Linked DNA regions of Homo sapiens: region 1 is linked to region 2. A link is an interaction called in ENCODE POLR2A ChIA-PET data of the cell type or tissue named here. Cell type or tissue: A673. All regions are shown on one strand.

What was found. Peaks named below come from ENCODE experiments on the same cell type or tissue, not always from the same donor. Only the 100,000 strongest peaks of a DNase experiment are listed, where the experiment ranks them.
Region 1: POLR2A ChIA-PET joins it to region 2 with 6 read pairs; 2 of 35 experiments call an interaction of 5 or more read pairs at or near these places.

The regions. Positions count from the first base shown.
Region 1 is chr1:6,035,760-6,039,759 of GRCh38, reverse strand. It overlaps a transcript of KCNAB2 not described here. Among named protein-coding and RNA genes, the nearest start is that of KCNAB2, 8.1 kb to the left of the region's middle. In A673, CTCF peaks have their summits at 3,676 and 3,886 (motif pointing left); a DNase peak (open chromatin) is centred at 2,259.
Region 2 is chr1:6,561,316-6,565,315 of GRCh38, reverse strand. All of the region lies in intron 1 of TAS1R1 (taste 1 receptor member 1), which reads right to left. Among named protein-coding and RNA genes, the nearest start is that of TAS1R1, 8.0 kb to the right of the region's middle. In A673, no CTCF peak of the experiment used is centred here; no DNase peak of the experiment used is centred here; H3K27me3 peaks cover 2,172 bases.

The sequences.
Region 1 (4,000 bases), 530 kb after region 2:
CAGCCCAAAGAAAGGAGTCCTTCAAACGAACGAGGGAGCCTGGAAGTGGATCCTTTCCTACCAGAGGTTTCCAAGGTGAGCCCAGTCCCGGCAAGAACCTCGACTGCAGCTCAGGGGTCCCAAAACAGCAGACCCAGCCCTGCTCTGCCCCAATGCCTGACCCACAAGAACCAGGAGATCTCACTCTGGGCAGTTGGAAGCTGCAGGGTTTGTGATGAGCTGTTACAGCAGCATTGATAATGAGTATGGCTGCCAATATCCAGCCGTCCACCCACATCTCTGGCTGCCACCCTTGGGCTGAGCCACTGCTGTCTTTCACCTGAACCCCTGGGTCCCCTCCCAGTGGCTCCCCCCACCGCCTCCTGAACCCTCTCAGCTCTGCACGCCTTCCTCCACCTGGCTGGCTGCTGGTTGGGGGCTTCTATTTCCAAAGTGAATCTGGTCCCATGCTCTTTCCTCCCACTCCTAGGCACTGCCCCCTCAGGCCCCTATGCTCTGCCGCCTGGCCCTTGACCCAGGCCCCCGCCTTCCCAGCACGCTGAGCTCACACTGTCTGCGGATGCTTGCGCTTGCGGCTCCTCTCCTACTGGCTGCGCCCTTGCTGCAGTGCTTCTCAGCGCCATGAGCCCCGACTGTGGGGCTCAGGGGTCCCTGCTGCTCCCCGGCCGACACCACGCCCTTGCTGCCTGCACACGGGTCTGTGGTGCCCCAGTTCCCTCTCTGGGGGGGGTGTGTTCCAGGAGGGCAGTGGTTCTGTGGGTCTCACTCACTGCTGCACCCCCATGCCTGGAACAGGGCTTGGCTTCTGGAAGGACAAATGACCCCTGATCCAAAATCACGTGGTCCCACACCCACAGGCAAAGGGATGGTCTGGGCTCAAAACAGCCCCGCCCATCCACAGCAACCCATGAAGTTGTTGGGAAACCTGACACTTAGCCAAGTGGCTGATTGGCTTTGTTTTTCCCACTCTTTTTCCCCAGAACAGTGACCTCCCGTCACCAGGAAGCCGGCTTCCTCGGAAGAAATCAAAGTAAGGGAGGGGATTCCCAAACAACCTCTGTCCCTGGGGTCAAGGCAGCACAGGTCTAGGTCCCCCTAATAACGGAGGTCTCCTCTGAGTGAGCGATGTGAGCACATGTGTAGACCTGCTGGTAAAATGGGACCAGCCTGGAATACCAGCACTTCGGGAGGCCGAGGCAGGAGGATTGCTTGAGCACAGGAGTTTGAGACCAGCCTGGGCAACACAGAGACATTTGTTTTGTAGAGACCCAGTCTCTACAAAAAAATTAAAAAATAAAAAAATTAGCTGGGCGTGGTGATGCATGTCTGTAATCCCAGCTACTCGGGAGGCTGAGGTGGGAGGATTGCTTGAGCCTGGGAGATTGAGGCTGCAGAGTGCTATGATCGTGTCACTGCACTCCAGCCTGGGTGATGGAGCAAGATCCTGTTTCAAGTAAACCAAAATGAAAACCAAAAACAAGGACAGAAGATGCAGAGAAGATCCAGCACTATGCTAACCTCAGAGGAAGTGGTGGGGCTTGGTGACGATCCCCTGGAGTTTTATTCTTAAAGACCCTCATTTGGGCCAGGCATGGTGGATCACACCTGTAATCCCAGAACTTTGGGAGGCTGAGGTGGGTGGATCACGAGGTCAGGAGATCGAGACCATCCTGGCTAACACAGTGAAACCCCGTCTCTACTAAAAAATACAAAAAAAATTAGCTGGGTGTGATGGCGGGCGCCTGTAGTCCCAGCTACTTGGGAGGGTGAGGCAGGAGAATGGCGTGAACCCGGGAGACGGAGCTTGCAGTGAGCCGAGTTCGCGCCACTGCACTCCAGCCTGGGTGACAGAGCGAGACCCCGCCTCAAAAAAAAAAAAAAAAAAAAGACCCTCATTCAGGCCAGGCACGATGGATCATGCCTGTAATCCCAGAACTTTGGGAGGCCAAGGCTGGTTACCTGGCTTTGGGGTGATTGAATCCCTGCAGCACTGGGGGGCTGGAGGGGCCTCAAAGGCAGCCTCTCTTTGAGCCCATTAGCAGCTCACGCATTTTGCTCTTAGATGACTCAGAGGCAGGAAATCAAATCATCTCACTAAAGTCGTTAAAAAACTGTCGTTAAACTCCTAAAGATGCTGTGCTTTCGATCGGAGGACAGTGCATTTCTTCTTGCATGGAACACTGGCTGAGCCCTGCTGCTGTGGGAGGCTCCCCTACAAGCAATGGAGTTCCTGCCCCCAGGCTCCCCTGAGTAGCTGAGGGACGTGGACAGGAAACCAGGGCTTCAGAGTGGAGGGTTCTGCTGAGAGCAGAGTCATCACCACAGCCCGTCCCCAGGGAGCCCTCCCATGGATGCTGCATAAGCAAACACGGCCCACGGGAGGCAGGATGTCCTCACACAGCCTTGCAGAAGGGGATGGGGGCTGGGATGCCTGTGCCTTTAACAGGGCATGTAGCCCACCCCACACTTCACTCTCTCTTGGGTCTAGGTGCTGAGCTAACTTCCAGAATTCCGGAATCACAAACTCAACTTGGGTTGGAAAACAGTGCAGGGACTGAGTCACTGGCTCCATGAACATAGGGTGGGGGTCCAAGAATCTGCATTTCCCACAAGTTCCAGGTAACGCTGATGCTGCAGGCCCAGGGACCATGCTTTGAAGACCCCTGGCCTAGAGGCGAGGTTGAGGGCCAGGAGTCTAAGCAGGCCAGAGCCAGCCTGCTGCCTATTTTTGTAAATAAAGTTTCATTAGAACACCTCCATGCCTGTTTACGAATCCTCTCAGGCTGCTTCTGGGCTCCAAGGGCAGGGCTGAGGAGCTGCAACAGAGACTGGCTGGCTGGCAAAGCCTAAATTATTTACTATCTGGTCCTTTACAGAAAGAGTCTATGGGCACCTGCTCTACGGCATCCTCTCTCCCAGGTTCAGGGGACACCTCGCTGCTCCTCCCTTCCCACCCCACCCTCAGCTGCCACTGCTGCTTCCCAGACCCCTGAGAAAACACAAGCAATCAGAAGCCACCTTCCACACACAGCGACACGATCTGTGCTCAAAGCCACCTGCCTTCCCTCCTGTGGCTACCCAGTGAACCGGCCCCACAGTGTCCATGGTCACATGGCTGTCCCCAGCCCCACACCCACTCAAGGGCATCCCAAGCCCATTCCTCCTTCTTCAGGACGCACTGCCAGCTGCACCCAATAAGTTATTATTTCTCTCATCTCCAAAGAAAACAAAAAACACAGTTTCTTTTTTCTTTTTTTGAGACAGAGTCTCACTCTGTCACCCAGGCTGGAGTACAGTGGCACAATCTCAGCTCACTGCAACCTCCGCCTCCTGGGTTCAAGCGATTCTCATGCCCCAGCCTCCCAAATAGCTGGGATTACAGACGTGCACCACCATGCCTGGCTAAGTTTTGTATTTTTAGTAGAGACGGAGTTTCACCATGTTGGCCAGGCTGGTCTCCAACTCCCGGCCTCAAGTGATCCGCCCGCCTCGGCCTCCCTAAATGCTGGGATTACAGATGTGAGCCACCTCACTCGGCCTAAAAAAGCAGTTTCTTAGACCCACTTTCTTCTCCACTGTTTCTTGCCTTCCATTTGAGAAAATTCCTCAAAAAGTTTTCCTTCACTTATCTGCGATTCCTCTTCTTCTTCCGGCTTATAAACCAACTCCAATCAGCCTCTGCCCTCACCACTCCGTGGAAACTGCACTTGCCAAGGTTGCGGTGACCTCTTCGTTGCTAGGTCCAGCGGTGCCCATCGTATCGGGGTGACAGAGGTGCTGCCTGCGGCTTCCCCAGCTCCCAGGACTCCACGCTCCCCTCTCATCCCTCCAGCCACTCCTTCTCAGTCTCCTGGGCTTCTTCCTGCTCATCGCTGTCCTCCAGTGGCTGCCCTTGCTCAGCTCTTGAATATATTCTTTTCCATCCCCACAAAGCCCCTCAGATTTCCACCCATCTCGTGGCTCTGAACCCCGTCCCCATGCTGCAGACCCCACCCCCTCT
Region 2 (4,000 bases):
TCCTCCCGAGCACTAAGTGCCCTTTCTCCATCCCGCATCCAACCACTTCATGCTCTCTTTCTTGAAAACCCTGAGTTCTGTCTCTCCAAAAGTGCTCCCCTTAACCCTGCATCTCTAATTGCAGTATCTTCCTCTCCTCCCACCCACTCCCGTACTGAGATGCTTAATCACCTGCAGTCTAATTTCCCTAATATCTCCCATGAACCTCTCCTCAATCCTGAAGTTATTCATAGAAATTCTAACATCTCCTCACTAATCCTTCCATATCGGTGCGTGCCCCCTGTACCTACTCCTTCACCCTTATTTCTCCTCCCCCCACCTATTCACCGCACTAAGAGACATAACCTCCAACTGTCGTATATTCTGTTACTTCCTCCCAAGCGGCGCTCCGCTCCCCCCATCCCTACACATCAGCTCAGAGGAACACTCCCAGGGGAGGACTGGCAGGTAGACTTCACCCACTTGCCTCCCGTCAAGAGGACAAAATTTCTTCTTACTCTTATAGACACCTTCTCTGAGCGGGTAGAAGCATTTCTGACCTCTTCAGAAAAGGCCGCAGTAGTCGCCCAAATTCTTATAGCAGATATCATCCCTAGATTTGATCTCCCTTGCTCCATACAATCAGACAATGGCCCTAGCTTCATCTCCCAAATCACCCAACAGGTTTATCAGTCCCTCAGCGTCCAGTGGCGCCTCCATATCCCATACTGAACCCAGTCATCAGGAAAAGTTGAAAGGGCAAATGGCATCCTTAAAACTCAGTTAACCAAACTCACTCTTGAAGTCCAGAAACCCTGGACCTCCCTTCTGCCCATAGCCCTAGCCCGCACCAGAGCCAGCCCAAAAGCACCCTCCTTCCTCAGTCCATTTGAGTTAACGTATGGACGCCCTTTCCTCTTACAAAACAGGCCCCCTTCTAACTCTCAGCTAGGAGAATACCTCCCAACACTCTCTCTCATCCACCATCTTCTCCACGAACAAGCCGACCAGGCCCTCCCAAAACCCCATGAAGCCTCCACGACCAGACTCTCCTTCTAGGAGAACATGTCTTCTTAAAAACTCTTAACCCAACCAGCCCCAGGTCTAAGTGGGAAGGCCCTTTCCAAGTCATCCTCACAATCCCCACCGCAGCCAAACTCTCAGGACATGCTTCTTGGTACCAACTTTCTAGATTAAAAAGGGCTCCTACGACTAGTCTGCCTACAAGTGACCCACCCGCCGCCTTCCGCCGATTCTCCAGTTCCCTCCTTGGCCCAACTAAACTCTGCCTCATGCCCGTCCCTAAAGGAGACCCTTAAACAATACCCAGACTCCTCCTTCTCCTCCTGACAATCCCAAGTACATTCCTGATTTCTCTCAAATGCCCTGTTCCTGCCTACCTTGCCACTTCACCCTCTTCATCCTCTCCGTTTGCCAAGACATCTCCTGGTTTCAGCCCCAAATTCCCACTCTCGACTCTCTTTTAGAGTGGATAGATGACCTCCCCTTTCAAGGCACCCTGTGTGACTTTTCCCCAGATGAAACACACTTATTTACTTTCCTACTTACTCTTTGCCTATCTACCGCTCCTAATCCCTTGGCTGCCCCACGTAGCCACACCTCCCCTTTCCAATAGTACCCAGCTACCTCTACAAGACCCTTAGCTTAACTCCCTCCCCACTAAACCAGCCCAACCCCATCCTAGCAGAAGACTGCTGGCTCTTTATCTCCCTATCAACTACCACCTATGTTGCCACCCCCATTCCCTCAAAAGACTGAGTTCTTACTAAGTTAAACTGTCACCCCCGTTATGAAGGAAAAAGCCCCTTACAACTTTTAGACATGCAGTCATTGGCTAAATTTTCTATCATAGATACGACAGAAAACACTCTGACACGGCGCATAGTACAACTTTTACGCTCCTATATCTCCAGCCTTACCCAATATACAAGTAATGACAAGCCCATTCACGGCCCTGTGGCCGCCGGCACCGGTCTGACTTTCCAAGCCCCTGTGTGTATCCAATGCAACCTGCCCTCAGGTCTGACTTTAGGTCACCTACTGTCCCATCAATGTAACCATACCTTACAGCTTCAAGCCCCAAATGACCACCAAAATTTTAAGGTCACCCAAACGGCCCAATTTAAACAACTCATCCACTTTTCAGGACCCCTAAAAGTCACCACCAGCTCTTTACTAAACAATCAAGATTTTGTAATGGCAGACATACAGGCTGTATGGCCATTCACCCATGGGCCTCTTGCAGCACAGCTCCCCTCCCTGCCAAATGCCTCCTTATACCCTCTTTCAATTACTCTTCCAAATGGCTCCTGGTAGACACAAAACGATTCTTGCTCCAGTGGGAGAATAAAACACGAGGAGCCTCTCCAATTATCCCTGCAACTCCTTTTCAGCCACTCACTGGAGCCGCCTTAGCAAGCACCCTAGGCAGGTGGGAGGATGAAAACAATAAACTCACGTGCTTTTTCAATATACATAACCAGTTCTCTCTGCCCAGCCAAGGTACATTTTTCTTGTGTGGAACCTCAACCTATGTCTGCTTCCCTACCAATTGGACTGGCACCTGCACCCTAGTCTTCTTAAGCCCCAAAATTGACATTGCCCCTGGAAATCAGAGTTTACCAATCCCTATTAAAGCTCAAGTCCGTCAACGCAGAGCCGTACAGCTAACACCCCTGCTTATAGGACTAGGAATTACCACCGCAACAGGAACAAGGATAGCAGGCTTGTCTGTTGGGAGAAAAGCTGAGTGTTGGGAGAGGAGCTGAGGCAGGGTTTGCATGTCTGACATAATGTAAAAGAGTCTTGGAACATGCCCAGGGTCCAGGGTCTAAAACCCCCGTGGCCTGGGCAGGCGCGGTGGCTCATGCCTGTAATCCCAGCACTTTGGGAGGCCGAGGCGAGTGGATCACTAGGTTGGGAGATTGAGACCATCCTGGCTAACATGGTGAAACCCCATCTCTACTAAAAATACAAAAAATTAGCCTGGCGTGGTGGCGGTCGCCTGTAGTCCCAGCTACTTGGGAGGCTGAGGCAGGAGAATGATGTGAACCTGGGAGGCAGAGCTTGCAGTGAGCCGGGATCTCGGCATTACACTCTAGCCTGGGCAACAGAGTGAGACTCCGTCTCAAAAACAAACAAAAAAACCCTCCTGGCCTTTGGAGTGTGTCTAGACTTGCTGGCTCCTTGCTTCTAGCACTCCCATTATCTCAAGTAGCCATATGTTTCAAAGAAAATGCTAAACCGGCACAGCTGCAGCTCAGTCACTTGATACAGTGCTTCCTTTCAACCCCCACATCCTCACCACCTGTTTCTTTGTTTGATCACCAATAAATAATGTGGGCTCCCAGAGCTGGGGGCCTTCACAGCCTCCATACTACAGTTGGCCCCCTGGTCCCACTTTCTCTTTTGTCTTTTCTTATTCCTTCAACTCCACTGGACCTCGTAGCCCCCACGGCCTGGTGTTGGGCCTGATCACCCCAACCCTTGTCCACCTCTCTGTCCTACTATCACGGTCTCTCAAAAGATCTCTTGGACAGCCTGTAAGACAGCTGAATCCATCCTTACTCTCCAATCCCAAATAGACTTTTTTTTTTTTTTTGAGACGGAAACTCGTTCTGTTGCCCAAGCTGGAGTGCGGTGGCGCGAGCTGGGCTCCCTGCAAGCTCCGCCTCCCAGATTCAGGCTATTCTCCTGCCTCAGCCTCCCAAGTAGCTGGGACCACAGGCACCGCCCACCACCATGTCCAGCTAATTTTTTTGTATTTTTAGTAGACATGGGGCTTCACCATATTAGCCAGGATGGTCTTGATCTCCTGACCTCATGATCAGCCCGCCTCTGCCTCCCAAAGTGCTGGGATCACAGGCATGAGCTACCGTGCCCGGCCCCAGATAGACTCTTTAGCAGTAGCGTCACTTCAAAACTGTTGAGGTTTAGATCTCCTCACTGCCGAAAAAGGTGGACTGCGCATCTTCTTAGGAGAAGAGTGCTGTTTCTATAC